Linked DNA regions of Homo sapiens: region 2 is linked to region 1. The links are chromatin loops, found by intact Hi-C in ENCODE. Cell type or tissue: PC-3. All regions are shown on one strand.

Region 1 (8,000 bases):
AATTATTTTCCAGAGTGGCTGTACCATTTTGCATTCCTACCAGCAGCAGTATGTGAGTGATCCAGGTTGTTCACATTCTCACCAACATTTGAGTTTTAGAATGATCACTTTGACAGTGTGTGGAGAATTGATTAGAAGTGGATGGCATTCTAGATGAGAATTCTGTCTCAGAAATTTTTGTAGTTGTTATGGTGAGACATGATGAGGGCCTAACCCAAACTCTGAAAGTGGGGATGGGCAGATTGGAGAGAAGTTAAGGGAATGAGTTGACGGAATTAAATGATCAATTTGATGTAGGACTTGGAAGAGAGAAATTTTTAAAGAAAGCCTTCTTGTTTCTGATTTGGGCATTTTGGTGGATAATGGTACCATTTAGAGAAGTAGATAATACTGGAAGAAGGGTTTGTCGGGGGTTGAGAAGATATGTTTAGTTTTAGGCTTGATCATTTTGAATTTACTTTGTAATCCAAGAGGGACCGACCAGTAGGCAGCATGCTACATAGGTCTGAAAATAGCGTAGTCATTAAGGGAATGGATTTTAGAGTCATTTGAGACGGAGTCATTAAGGGATTCCAAATCTGAGTTCTTTCTCTTACTCTCTGTATATCTATTGGCTAGTTACTTTACCTCCATTTTCTCATTAAATGAGATGGAATCATTGTGAGGCTTAAATAAGGCAACATGTATAAAACACTTAGCACATGTTAGGTACTTAGTATATGGTAGTTGTTGTTATTATTATTACAGATATGCAATTTAGAAACATTATTTTTTCTCTAATGTCAAATGCTACCCAAAAGGCAAATGTAATAAAGGTTAAAGTATACTCTTTGGATTTAGCAATCATGGGGCCTTGGGGACAACAGGTTTGTAGGGCAGAAGCTTGGTTATGGTATCAGAGTATAATCAAGAGGTGAGTGCCTGGAGACAAACACAAAGATATTTGTTCCCCAAGAAATACGTAAAAGGAAGGAGAGAGAAAGAGGTTAGACCAGCTGGGACTAAGGAAATATTTGTGCTGAGATTATTTTTTTTCTTTGAGCAAAGATTAATGAATTGTTAGCCTTTTTTTTTTTTTTTTTTTTTTTTTTTTGAGACAGAGTCTCGCTCTGTTGCCTAGGCTAGAGTGCAGTGGCATGGTCTCAGCTCACTGCAACCTCCGCCTCCTGGGTTCAAGTGATTCTTCTGCCTTAGCCTCCTGCGTAGCTGGGATTACAGGTGCCTGCCACCACACCAGGCTAATTTTTCGTATTTTTAGTAGAGACGGGGTTTCACCACGTTGGTCAGGCTGGTCTCGAACGCCTGACCTAGTGATCCGTCTGCCTCAGCCTCCCAAAGTGCTGGGATTACAGGAGTGAGCCACTGTGCTCGGCCAGCCTTTACAAATGGAGGGAGATTTCTTTTAGAATGACTAGCTGGGAGGAACTATTGGTAGAGATGCACATGAGTTTTGTTTGTTTGTTTATTTGTTTGAGATGGAGTCTCACTCTGTCACCAGGGCTAGAGTGCAGTGGCACGATCTCAGCTCACTGCAACCTCCACCTCCCAGGTTCCAGTGATTATCCTGCCTCAGTCTCCTGATTAGCTGGGATTATAGGCACCTGCCACTGTGCCTGGCTAATTTCTTATATTTTTAGTAGAAACGGGTTTCATCATTTTGGCCAGGCTGGTCTCAAACTCCTGACCTCGTGATTCGCCCTCCTTGGCCTCCCAAAGTGCTGGGATTACAGGCTTGAGCCACTGCGCCCGGCCTACACATGAGTTTTTTAGGTAAGGATCGTCTTCATGTTAAACTCTTCTCCATGGCCTATATTTTTGTCACTGATGTAAGGAAGAGAGATCATTGGCTAAAATTAAGTTAGCAGATATTGAAATGTTTAATCCTCACAATGATTGCTTGGTGAAAAGAGTATTTAAATTTTGGAACAGCTGTTGTTAGAAAATGGGAGAGAACTGTCTTGAGAGAAACAGAAAGATTGCTATAGTATATTGAGAATCGAGCTAAAGTTGGAGTTGGGATTTGTAGTTGCACCAGTTTACAGGATTGATTGTTTTTATTTCTAATAAATTTTGTAAGGGAAAATATTAATCCAGGCCTAGAGTTATTTTGGAATGGATATAGCAGAATGAAAAGAATACAGAGGAGTTATAAAAATATAGTTAGGTGAGTGGTTCAAATGATAGACTTTTTAAAAAAATTTTTGGATGAATGGTAATAAAAATAAAGGCAAGAGAAGGCTATTAGGAATATTATTACAGAAGGATCAAGAGACAAGAGGTCTTGAGGGGCTTGAAGACAGTAATAATTAATCAAATAGAACTGGAAGGTTTAGAGATAGCCATGTGACATATTAGAGTATAAATGATTCAGAGATATGGCCCATTCCTAGACAGCTTGAAAGTTGATGAAATAGTTATTTATAGTTCAATTACATGTGAGCTGAGGTTGGGGTGATATGGGAGGCCTGGTGGTATTAATAGTAACTATGTCTGTAATGCCTATTATAACTAGTATTTTGGTTACAACTAAAAGTGAAGTGGGCTGGGGAGGTGGGGGCATCTATGATTTATATCATGTGACTTTATAAAGTGTATTGTGTTTTCCCATTTAAGTTCATACTAATAGGTACAAAAGGCATACTGAAGCTAGCTTGAATTCAAAGAAATGGAATTCTTTTATTAAAGAGTCTCAAATTATTAGGAGATACATAGGAGATGGCTTGATTTTCCCAGTTCCTACTTTTGAGTGTGGTATGTCAAATCTCTCTCTCTCTCTCTAAGTAGTGGCTACTTTGAAAATATATTGGCCTACTCTGCCCCTGCAGATTCCTGCCTCTCAAAGAAATCTCAATATTATATCCCCTTCCCAATCTTGGGGGAAATACTGTAAGTCTCTCTCTACTCCTGCTGCTTCCATCTCCTCTCCATGCTGAGATGACTCCTAGGACATATAATTTTGGGGAAGAAGGAATGAGATGCTAACACTGACATGGTTTTTTTCTTGCTAACTCATCTAGCTTCACAGTGAGTGACTCAACTGCAGTGTTTGTGGGGGTATTTATTATAGGCCAAGAGGGCAGAATGCCCATGTCTAATCTAATATTTGACCTGGGGATAATATCTGGGCCTCTTCAACAACCACCTGGGGTGAGGCCTGAGGTCATGCCTGGTGATACATAAACCTGCTAGTGTTTTTGTTCTTGTTTCTGATTGTTATGCCAATTGACCTAACTTCTGGATCACCTTTCATACTTTGTAGTTTTATTTTTTTTATTTTTGAGACAGAGTCTCACTCTTACCCAGGCTGGAGTGCAGTGGCATGATCTCAGGTCATTGGAACTTCTGCCTCCCGGGTTCAAGTGATTCTCCTGCCTGAGCCTCCCGAGTAGCTGGGATTACAGGTGCCCTCCACCACACCTGGCTAATTTTTTTTTTTTTGTATTTTTAGTAGAGACAGGGTTTCACCATGTTGGCCAGGCTGGTCTCGAACTCCTCACCTCAAGTGATCTGCCTGCCTCAGCCTCCCAAAGTGCTGGGGTTACAGGTGTGAGCCACCGCACTGGCCAACCTTGTGGTTTATGTTGAAGTTGTCTGCTTATGTGACACCTGCTATCCCACAGCCCTTGATGTCCAATTTAAACAGGCACCTGCTTGACTCTCTAGTCAGCTCATCACGTGCCATATTACCAGCTCCTAGAGCATACTGTATAGTCTGTATAATTTGTTTTAGAATATTCTAAATGTCTCTTTTCAGTAATTTTTTTTTTTTTTTTTTGCCAGTGAACAGCCCTTCCTTGCTAACAAAAACAAACAGTTAAGCGATGGCTTTGATGCACTGAGGTAGGTTCTGACTAGGGCTCTCCTGCAGCTTAGCTCTGATGCCATCTTGTGGTCAAATGGGTATCTACACAGGGAGCCTTTTATTCTGGTTTTGGCTGTTGCCCACTACCATGCTAAGATCAAAGGCAGATTTGCTCTGTTTTTGTTTGTTTGTTTGTTTACGTTTTTCTTTTGCTGTGGATTTGTATTTTGTTTCCCTCATTGGGGGAGGGGAAAACTCAGAGTTCAATGCCCTCTACACTGACCAGTGGGTTGAAGGGAAGCTCTTTCCTTGCACCTCAGGGACAATTTCACCCACATTTCCCACAGCTATTTCCAGCTCAGCATTTTCAGAATAGAACTCTTTATCATTGTTCCCGCCTCACCCCCTTCCTTCCGCCAGTGAATCTCATTCTTAAATTCTGTCATCTTCTACACTTTATCTCAGTGAAAGGCTGTTTATCCATTGCTAAGTAAGAGGCCCAAGAGCCAATCGGGACTGTTTCCCCCCTATTCCCTCATTCACCTATTCTGCCTCCCAATAGCTGCTAATTTTTTGTCCATTTCCTCCATTCCTTCACCACAGTCTGAATCATGGCCTTCAATATTTCTCACTGAAACCATTGCAGTTGTTTGTCTCTGTCATGTCTTTATGTCTTCCATCTTCTAGCCTTGCCTACATTTTCCTTCATTTTTATTCCAGCATTGATTGAAACTGAAACTTGAAATCCTTCAGTGCCTCTGCAGAGCCTACGGTGTAAACTCCAAGATCCTTGATATGAGTTACAAGATGCTCTTTTGAGTTGGCATTTGTCTCTTCTGGGCCTACTCTCCATTCACTCCCCACCTCACATGTAACACCTAGTAGCACTTAGTTCCTGGAACACAATTAACTGCTTCATGCCTATGGGCATTTGTTCATGCTTTTCCCTTTTGATTAGAAATAAACCTCTGTAGGCCTTTCTCTTGGGCTTGTTCAGGTGGTCCAGTAGAAGCATCCTGCAAAATTGCCAGAGGGTATGTGACTTTGTGGGCCTATAAGAAACAGATGGATCTGGCCGGGCACAGTGGCTCACGCCTGTAATCCCAGCACTTTGGGAGACTGAGGTGGGCAGATCACCTGAGGTCAGGAGTTCAAGATCAGCCTGGGCAAAACGGTGAAACCCCATCTCTACTAAAAATACAAAATTAGCTGGGCGTGGTGGCATATGCCTGTAATCCCAGCTACTCGGGAGGCTGAGGCAGGAGAATTGCTTGAACCTGGGAGGCACAGGATGTGGTGAGCCGAGATCATGCCATTGCACTCCAGCCTGGACAACGAGCAAATCTCCATCTCAAAAAAAAAAAAAAAAGAAAAAAGAAAAAAAGAAACAGATGGATCACTCAAAGGGGAAATTGCAAAGAGCAATGAAAGGATTCCTTGAAAAGAGTTTAATGAGGGAAACATTACTAAACCTTCACAAACAGGAACAATCAAGAGGTGGTAAACACTCCAGGACTAAAAACAGCTGAAAGCCATTACCTCTCCTAGGCCTAACAGTATACTGGAACTTGGAATGATCTGTAGTTGTGTGTGAGAGGGCGTCCAACAGTTGCTGTATCTGAAAGTAGAGAAGTGCAGTCACTGCCAAAAATTGCAAGGGAAGGGGAGAAAGAGAATAAAAGCTCAACCCATCTCTCCTTTTACCCTGCAATCTTATGCTGGTGGCTCTCATTGGCTGAGTCCAAATGCAAGCCAGAGGCTAAGGGAGCCTAGCTGATACAGTCCACAGAAGTCAATTTCTCAGAGCCAGGGAGAGAATGGCAGAGAAAGGACCAGGAGAGGCAAACAGAGTATAAATCTGTTAACTGGTGTTCTGTGAGACAAACTGGGGAAGAGGGTTAGGGGTGTCACCTTTTAGTATAAAGACTTTCAATTAATCACCTCTTAATTAATCAGCTGCAAAAGGTGTCCCCAAATTTTGGGCTAAGGAAAGAGGACTGAGAAATGATTTTTTTTTTTTTAAATACAGACTTTCAACCATTTCTTCTGTTTTAAGCTCAACTCTACACTTTGCCTTCAGATGTATCTGGAGCCTCCAATTCCTGAAACTTTCTGGGATTTGCAAAACAAATCAGCTTATTTATTAGCTTACTTGCTCCTAAAAGTGAGATCTATGATATCTCTTTTCGATTAGGTCAGTTTTCACAAAAATATTTCATTAGAGACACATTTACTATCATGGTCAGGAAACAAATATACGCTCTGCTTTAGAGGGAGACTCAACTTTTTATCTTCTAAGATTGTTTTCCATACAAACATCCTTGAAAAGATAGTCTGGAACAAAAGCTGTCAGTGCCTCTTCATGAGACATACAGAAACACAAAAGATCACTGGAGAATTGTCTCTCAACATTATGGAGGAGAGACACAGTCAACTCATGGACTGGCCCTTTTTAAAAAGAAGAATAGCATTCTAAATTTCTAGTTGATGGAGATACCATATCCCTGACTTCAGAAACAGATAGTGAAGTATGCATTATTTTCTAACTCCTTTTCAGGCAATCTGTGTTTCATGAAGCAGAGTGTAAGTGCTTTTCACAGAAAAATTCCATCTGTCTTATACTAAGTATTGTTTATCCCAGATCCAGCATTGAAATATCTATTAGTCTTAGTTTTTGGTCTTGATGTGAGTTTTCACCTTTTTTAGTGGCTTCAAGGGTGTTTAATGCAATGTTGGGAAAAGGTACATAGAAAGAATGTGTAAAGGTTAGCAAAACCCTTTCTCTTTCTGTGTGGACAAAATTTACCTTGGATTAACTTTCTAATTATATTTCCCTAGAAACCTGTAAATGGCAGAATGTGAACTGTGTAACTAGCAATGTTGTTTATAGTAAAAATAATCCTGATTGATAAATTTACCTTGACTAGTTGTGAAGAACTACAAATTCCTGGTGTGAAGCCAAAACTTTGGGCTTTCCTAAATAACTCAATGTCTTTTGTGGGGACCAGGAAGTTATGCCCATGAATGTTGGTTCTTATCTGGAATATGGAGCATCTTATCCAAGATGATGATTGCACATGCCCATAAAGATCTCATTCTCTTCCACTTGAGCTATTATATGGGAGTGGTCAATGAAGACAAGCCTCTGGACTTGTGGATTGCTTTGAGAACCTATATAGTGAGACCTATTCACCTATTCTAGTCTTGTGATTCCAAATGTCTAGATAGACTCAGGGATGAGCAACAGGAGCAACGCTGAACATTAAAAAAAAATTTTTTTTTAAAGCAGTTTTAGGTTCACAGCAAAATTGAGAGGAAAGTACAGAGATTACCCATATGCCCCCTGTCCCCACACATGCATAGTGTCTCCCATTATCAGCATCCCCCACTGGGGGTGCTGATATGCTAAAGTCTGATATGCTGAAGTCTGCAGGTGGTGACATGCTGAAGTCGGCTGTTAGAGTACATGGTCCAAGCTATTTGGAGGTGTCGAAGTATCCCCACATCATGGCTTCTTCTTTTTTTTTTTTTTTTAAATCCCAAGTCTCTTACACTTCTGTATCCATTCCATGGGACATAGGTGGATCCTGTGCATTTTGAAAAGGACTGGCCATAGGGAAGAGGTGTGTTCCAGGGGTGTTGTTCCAAGCTTATTTATCCACAGCCGCCTGCAGTTGCTATTGCATCATTTTTTTGGTGCCATTTTGGAAGTAGTCATATGCAGGACTTTTTTGGGGGCATATGAATAGAAATGTATCTCAACATATTTTTTTTTGGACTTCCGTGTATTTTCTTTTATGAATATAAAAACATTCTAAGAATGGATCTATATGTTTTTATCAGACTTCCAAAGGTGGTCCATGGCGCAAAAAAAAAAAAAATGTGAGAATTCTTGTTTTCAGCCTTCTTCTAATATATGTTAGTCTCAATATTCTTGAGTTTCCCATACCTATCTGGATGTTTCTAAACTCACTCAAGGTTTGAACAGAAGTACGGGGGCATAGGGAGAGAGAGAGATGAGAATCCAAGTAACTGACTTCTTGGCTTTAGCTTTTTCTTCTTTTTTTTTCTTTTATAACACTTTAACCTGGAAGGGATTGACTTTCTGCTTCTGTGTTAGCAATTCTTAACCCACTTGGTTTCATGACTCCTTTATACTCATAAAAATTTTCGAGGACCCTAAATAAATTTGATTTGT
Region 2 (8,000 bases), 110 kb before region 1:
GAGCATAACATAGCTACCTGCTAGATACTAAGATTAAGTGAATTGTGCAAGTAATGTGCTTAGAATAGTTTCTGGGGCTCAGTGTCAGATATTTTCACAGGACGTATACTTGGTATTAAAGGTTGGCATTAAAACAGTCTGATTAAATATTTGTACTTTTGCCAGTAACATTCATGAGGATAGGCCATATCTAACTTATTTCCCATTTCCATTGTATCTAGCTCAGTGCTTGACAGGTAGTAGATGCTTACTATATAGTTTTGAAAGAACAAATATATCTATATACTGCCAATTAATTTACCTGTAAAGAAAAACAATATAATTTTTTTTTCCTTTACTTATTATTTTTAAAATGTAAGTTTCCTGTTTAATTAAAGAAAAAGAAATAAAGGGGCAGATTTTACATACAAAATACATTGGTACCTTTCCATAGCAACATCCTATAAGATGACATTTAATAACCAATCGGTTATAGCAGTGTAGAAGGGAATGATGATTATGATCATTTGGATTATATTATAAATGTTACACTGACTATGGCCTGACAACTTGGGCATGGAGCATGTATGTTCATTTATTTCTCTGGTTAAATTTGACATATGCTGTTTTTCTAGGGAATACAACAAGGCATAATCGAGGGAGAGTTTGCTATTTGTATTAGTTTATATCATGGTTATGAATTATTGCAGCAAATGGGAATGAGATCATTATATTTCTTCCTTTGTGGAATTATGGATGGAACTAAAGGTAAATTATATCAAATTATTTAAAGAAATAATGACATGTATTATTTTGGCTAAAGACATATTGAAGGGCTGGGCACAGTGGCTCATTTCTGTAATCCCAGCACTTTGGGAAGCCGAGGTGGGTGGATCACTTGAGGTCAGGAGTTCAAGACCAGCCTGGCCAACATGGTGAAACCCTGTCTCTAATAAAAATACAAAAATTAGCTGGGTATGATGGTGCACGCCTGTAATCCCAGCTACTCAGGAGACTGAGGCGGGAGAATCGCTTGAACCCGAGAGGCAGAGGTTGCCTTGAGTCAAGATCATGCTGCTGCACTTCAGCCTGGGCAACAGAGTGAGACTGTCTTAAAAAAAAAAAAAAAAAAGACATATTAAAGAGTTTGGATTACTTAAAAATGATTTATTTTAAAAAGCATTGGAATAATTAACAAATGGCCATGTTTCTTTGTTTTTAATAAATTCCTGGAGAAAAGGAAACCATTCATTAATACATATATGAATGTAGAACTGCAAAAAGTTTCTGGTTTTCATGTTTACACTTGAAAAACTTACATTCATTGCTAAAGTTTAATTTCTTTTTAATAAATAATACATTTTATCAGTTTTATTATTATTTATTTGAAAACCTTTTCTTAATTTCTGAAGGGATGACACGGTCAAAAAATGAACTTGGCCGAAATGAAGACTTCATGAAACTCTATAATCATCTAGAGTGTATGTTTGCACGTACACGTAGTACTTCAGCAAATGGTATTTCTGCTATCCAACAAGGTCTGGTTTTTCTTTTAAAATTATGTATTGTGTTGTGTTTCTTAATCACAGTTAATTTTGAAATTTTGCTCCTTTGATGCAAATGTCTACAATTATTTATATTTTGTAGCAACAGATCTGTTAAATGTGTAAATATTTCATTTTTTAAGATTAATATATATTCAAATTTAAAGTTTATATGCTTTAAACAATGTTTAAACTTCTTCAAACAAGTTTACAAACTTTAAACATATAACAGATGTTGGTAATTGTTAGTGGTAGTAAAAATTCTCAGAACTATCAAAACCTGATTTATAGTTAGATATGTATTTTTGCTTTCTTTGCTACTGATTCCTCTTTAGGTTCTCTCAGAATGAAATTTTTATGAAAGTTCAAAGTTCATTTTACAGTAAGACTTACGTGCTACCTAGATGTTACCTCTGGTTTAAGTTTTTTAAAAATTAAAAAAAAATCCAACATATGCATTGGAAAAGATAACTTTCATATACATTAGTGTAATTGAATATGGAAAAAAACAGAAAAAAATTTTGATATTTTTGTTTTGTTCCAGGAGATAAAAATAAAAAATTTGTTTATAGTCATCCAAAGTTAAAGAAATTAGAAGAAGTTGTAATTGAACACTTCAAGTCATGGAATGGTAGGTCATATTTAGTAGCTTTAAGGCAAGACAAAGTTATTGCAAGAGGTAAAACTTTACTTATGGCTGGGTGCAGTGGTTCACACCTGTAATCCCAGCACTTTGGGAGGCCGAGGATCACGGGAGGTCAGGAGTTCAAGACCAGCCTGACCAACATGGTAAAACCCCGTCTCTACTAAAAATGCAAAAATTAGCCAGGCATGGTGGCACATGCTTGTAATCCCAGCTACTTGGGAGGCTGAGGTAGGAGAATCGCTTGAACCTGGGAGGTGAAGGTTGCAGTGAGCCGAGATTGTGCCATTGCACTCCAGCCTGGGCTATAAGAGCAAAACTTGAAATAAATAATCTCGAAAATAAAACAAACAAAGAAAAACCTTCAACCTATTAGTTTATTCTAACATTTCTTATGGAGAAGGTGGGCTTTTAATTAACTCTGGATAATGAATACTAAAAAGCTGTGAGAAATTTTGGAAGGGCTAGGGCAAGGGTGGTGGTGGGAATGTTAAGAATAAGGTACTATATAAGTTAGCATGGGGTAATATAAGGGAAGTGGAGAGTAAAACAATATATAGTACCAGTAAAAGAGTAAAGTAGATTAGGAGAGAGAGAGTTATAGAGGAGTGCTGTTTTATATAGCATGGTTATAGAAGACTTCTCTGTAGAGGGATATTTAAAGTGATGATGGAGATAAGGGAGGAAGCCTTGTGAGTTTTGGAGGCTGGGGGAGAGATAATTCCAAGCAGTAAAAATAGCAGATTCAAAGGCCTTGAGGTGGCAGTAGGGTGCTTGGTGTGATTAAACAGACCAGTGTGGTTAGATTGAGGCTACAAGTATGACTGAGCCTACAAGTGGTATAGATGAGAGGTATGCAGATAATATCAGACTTTAGTTTTTAATTTCTGAATATTTGTGCTTTGCAAAACCAAACAGAGGTATTTGTAGCAGTGGAATGACATGACATTTTAAGGATCACTCTGGTAGTTTTGTGGAGCATAGACATTGATAACCTAGAAAAGTATTACGATAGTCTTGGATGATGACACATAATAGTGGTGTTCATCAAGGCAATAGTGGTCAAGGTGCTGGGAGATAGATTCTAGATATATGTTCAAATTGGAGCCAACTTATTTATTGTATTTGTTGATGGATTAGACGTATGGTATAAGAAAAAGGGAATTGGCCAGGTGCAGTGGCTCACACCTGTAATCCCAGCACTGTGAGAGGCCGAGGTGGGCAGATCACGAGGTCAAGAAATCAAAACCATCCTGGCCAACATGGTGAAACCCCGTCTCTACTAAAAATACAAAAATTAGCTGAGTGTGGTGGTATGTGCCTGTAGTCTCAGCTACTCGGGAGGCTGAGGCAGGAGAATCTCTTGAACCTGGGAGACGGAGGTTGCGGTAAGCCAAGATTGCGCCACTGCACTGCAGCCTGGCAAAAGAGTGAGACTCTGTCTCAAAAAAAAAAAAAAAAAAAAAAGGAAAAAAGGAATCATATGGCTGGGTATATACATTTATGTGTACATGTTTGCAAATGATTACATGAGCAAAGTGAAAAATGAAGAATAGAGATAAGTATGTGAGGTAATATGTATGTTAATTAGCTTGATTTAGCCATTTCACAATGTATATAGACATCTCAAAACATATTGTACAACATAAATATATACAACTTTTATTTGTCAATTAAAAAAAAGAATAACAAAAGAAAGAGCAAACATGTTAAGATGTTTTTGAGACACCTAAGTGTCAAGTAGGCATTAGATAACCAAATCTGGATCTCAGAAGAATGATTGCTGCTGTTTTTACATATTTACATATATGTGAATACATTTTGGAGTTATCAGCATAAAGGTAATATTTAAAGTTTCAGGAATAGATGTGATTATCAGGACAACAGTTTAGAGATATACAGAGGAGGGTCCAGAATGGAGTCCTGAAGAATATCAACAGTTAAGAGTTTGGAGGAAAAAAAGCTTGGGGAGGAAACTGGACAAGTAAAATGTTAGAGAAGCTGAAGAAAGAGACTATTTCAGAAGGAAAGAGGAAAGTGTGTTAAACTAAAAAGTGTCGATTGAACTTGGCAGTATGGAAGTTATTGATGATTTTGCTGAAAGGAGCTTTAGTGGAATGAGGGTAAAAAGGCAGGCTGTGACAGATTGAAGGAGATACAGGTTTTGTGATGAAAGTAGCAATTCATTCAGGAGCTGGTCACATACAGAGACTTGATGCTTGATGCAATGATGATTCAAAAGAAGTTTGTTTAGAATAATTTTACTTGGAACAGCTGCTTCTTCAAGTCCTACGTTTTGTTTTTGTATTGTAAATTAACTTTATATTTAATAAGTCATTTATTCCTTAGAGGAGTTGTGAAGATTAAATGAGTTAACATACATAAAATGCGTAGTGCGGTCCTTGGAACACATATGATGATTAAGATAATAAAAATCAGTAGAGGTTGGATGTCGTGGCTCATGCCTGTAATCCCAGCACTTTGGGAGGCTGAGGTGGGCAGATCTCTTCAGCCCAGGAGTTCGAGACCAGCCTTGGCAACATGGCAAAACCCCGTCTCTACAAAAAAATTTTAAAATGTAGCTGGGCATGGTGGCATGAGCCTGTAGTCCCAGCTACTCAGAGCATGAGGTGGGAGGATCACCTGAGCCCAAGAGGTCGAAGCTGTAGTGAGCCATGATGGTGCCACTGCATTCCAGCCTAGGTGACCAAACATGACCCTGTCTCAAAAATAAAAACAAACAACCAAAAACCCCACACAGTATGCAATAATTAGCCAATTACTATATGTGCAAAACTATATACTGTTTCATTTATACATCAATCCATATTAGATATGAAGAAACTAAAGCTTAAAGAGTTTAAATAACTACCATGATCACCAATCACCCAGAGAATTAAGTGCCCAGCCACAAAGATCATGTTCTTATTAGTGCATTCTACTGCCCGCCACCCCCCTACCTCACCCGCCCCCCAGCACAGACATATCGGGAGCAGCTTTGGAATTCACTGTAGGGTATGTTCTGCAGTTGTCTTTGGAGAATTTGAAAGTATAGTAGATTTGAGGACAGAATGCATGGCTTGGATTAAGACATTTCCTTTAGTGAACAGAAAGGAAAGGGAAGACTTATGAAATTAGGGGGAGCTGCATAGTTCTGTGCTTCTGGCCATCTTAGAAGGTAAAGGGAAATGATAGCCATTATGCCTGAGTTGAAGGACTAGTCAAAAGTGATTCAGATAATTCATATTTGATTTGTTTAGGATTTTATTTTATGACAGCCAATGGTAATAAGCTAAGATTATTAAAATTAATAGAGAATATAGTTTAAAAAATTTCAAGATGTTTGAAATTATTTATTTATTTGTATGTTTGTTTATTAGAGACTGGGTCTTGCTATGTTATGTTGCCCAGGCTGGTCTTGAACTCCTGGGCTCAAGCGATTTCCCCATCTCAGCCTCCCAAGTAGCTGGGACTATAGGTGTGTGCCACCACATCCAGCTGAATTATTTTTTTGAAAGAATTATCATTCGTTAGCATTAACACTTTCAGGTTTGTCTTTTGAACTATTTCTTGTCTAAATGCTTTGTAAAAAGTTGTAATTAAAGTTTTTATATATATATATAGCTGAAAACACTACTGAAAAGAAACGTGATGAGACCCGAGTTATGATCTTCTCTTCATTTCGAGATAGTGTTCAAGAAATTGCAGAAATGCTTTCACAGCATCAGCCAATTATTAGAGTAATGACTTTTGTCGGCCATGCCTCAGGGAAAAGCACGAAGGGTTTTACCCAGAAGGAGCAACTGGAGGTAATTATTTTTGGAATTGATAAAAATAAAAATAAGATTGATTAGCTTTGCACTTGTTCTTTTTTTGTTAGTTTTAACTCACTGGTCAATTAGCTACTTAAAAAGAATTTTACAGTAAACGTGTAGGTAAAAATAAGCATATTTTGAAAGATGATAACAAATGTTTTATGTGGTTTTGGAACTTTTTTTTTTTTAAAGTAATGTAAAGTGTAAAAGTTAAGCAGAAAAGCTGTGGAATTATATTAACTGGGTTGGAATCCTGACTCTACCACTTAAAAGTTTCTTTACTTCCTCTTCCTCAGTTTTCCTTATCTGTAAACATACATCATAGAGTTGTTGTAAGCATTGAAAGAGATCTTATTGTAGAGCCACCAATAAATGTTTATTAAGTCGCTTTAATAATTTATTCTAAACAAATAATTAGCCTCTTTTTATTTATTTAAAAATCTTATTTTAGAAGTGGGGTCAGAAGAAACCATGATAGTATTTAAGGTAGCCTTATGCTCTGAGTAAGAGGACATTCGGTTTTCTAAGTGCTGTGATGTTTTGAGGGAAATTTTACATTATTGATTTTTATAAAATCTATGCAGCTTTTTATAAATTAACTATGTAAGTCTATACTTGAGTAGTGACTGACAATTAGATATCTCTTTAATTTCTAATTAATTTTGACAGATCCTTTTTTGATTCTGCAGACGTTAGTAGATGAGGTTTTTTTTTTGTTTTTTTTTTTTTTTTTAGATGGAATCTTACTCTGTTGCCCAGGCTGGAGTGCAGTGGTGTGATCTTGGCTCACTGCAACCTCCGCCTCCCAGGTTCAAGCAATTCTCCTGCCTCAGCCTCCAGAGAGCTGGGATTACAGGCACCCACGCCTGGCTAATTTTTGTATTTTTAGTAGAGATGGGGTTTCATCATCTTGGCCAGGGTGGTCTCAAACTTCTGACGTCTGGTGATCCGCCCGCCTCAGCCTCCCAAAATGCTGATATTACAGGCATGAGCCACCTCGCCTGGCTGGGAGGTAGTCTTCTTCTTCTTTTCTTTTTTTTTTTTTTTTAATTTTGAAATGGAGTCTCTCTCTGTCGCCCAGGGTGGAGTACAGTGGCCCAATCTCGAGTCACTGAAACCTCCGCCTCCCGGGTTCAAGAGACTCTCCTGCCTCAGCCTCCTGAGTAGCTGGGACTACAGGTGCCCACCACCACGCCCAGCTAAGTTTTTTTGTATTTTTAGTAGAGACAGGGTTTCACCATGTTGGTCAGGTATTCTTTTTTTTTTTCTTTTTTTTGAGACGGAGTCTCGCTCTGTTGCCGAGGCTGGAGTGCAGTGGCACGATCTCAGCTCACTGCAAGCTCCGCCTCCCGGGTTCACGCCATTCTCCTGTCTCAGCCTCCCGAGTAGCTGGGACTACAGGTGCCCACCACGCCCAGCTAATTTTTTGTATTTTTAATAGAGACGGGGTTTCACCGTGTTACCCAGGACGGTCTCCATCTCCTGACCTCGTGATCCGCCCGCCTCGGCCTCCCAAAGTGCTGGGATTACAGGCGTGAGCCATGGTCAGGTATTCTTTAAATACCTTTTATACCTGCCCTCACTACACCGAGAAGCGTCTGTTTAAGCTGACTGGATATGGTGGGGAGTGCCTTCCTGAATCTGAAAATAATACTTTTGCCTATTATCAAGTCAGATTATACATATTTTTAAGGCATCTAGTGGGTGATTACTACTCTTAACATATATGTATGAATGAAAAATGAATTGGATTTTTGCTGTGGAGGTCAAGCATTTTCATTATTTGAAATACCTGCAGTACCCAATCCGATCTCTGATCAATTTCAGTATTACCTAAAGTCATTATTTCCTGAGCTTGTCAGGCACCGTAAGAACATTATTGATTTTACTGACTTTATCATTTACTCATTTATGTCAATAATATTTTAAAGTATGCCAAAGTAAAAACTTTTTTTATTACTCCTATATGTAATTGCTTTCATAACAGCTGTTTTATTTTGAAACGAGCTTGCAGGCAAA

What was found. Peaks named below come from ENCODE experiments on the same cell type or tissue, not always from the same donor. Only the 100,000 strongest peaks of a DNase experiment are listed, where the experiment ranks them.
Region 2: a loop joins it to region 1, with 3 times the contacts of the local background. A loop is called at or near these places in 4 of 110 quality-filtered maps.

What each region holds. Positions count from the first base shown.
Region 1 is chr14:45,264,849-45,272,848 of GRCh38, forward strand. It overlaps LOC107984674 (a long non-coding RNA gene), which reads left to right. Exons shown (of 4, transcript XR_001750746.2): 3 at 3,781-3,840; 4 at 4,523-4,861. Among named protein-coding and RNA genes, the nearest start is that of MIS18BP1, 16 kb to the left of the region's middle. In PC-3, a CTCF peak has its summit at 3,893 (motif pointing left); a DNase peak (open chromatin) is centred at 3,883.
Region 2 is chr14:45,153,306-45,161,305 of GRCh38, forward strand. FANCM (FA complementation group M) reads left to right here. Exons shown (of 23, transcript NM_020937.4): 6 at 615-747; 7 at 1,392-1,517; 8 at 2,068-2,154; 9 at 5,791-5,975. Among named protein-coding and RNA genes, the nearest start is that of FANCM, 21 kb to the left of the region's middle. In PC-3, no CTCF peak of the experiment used is centred here; no DNase peak of the experiment used is centred here.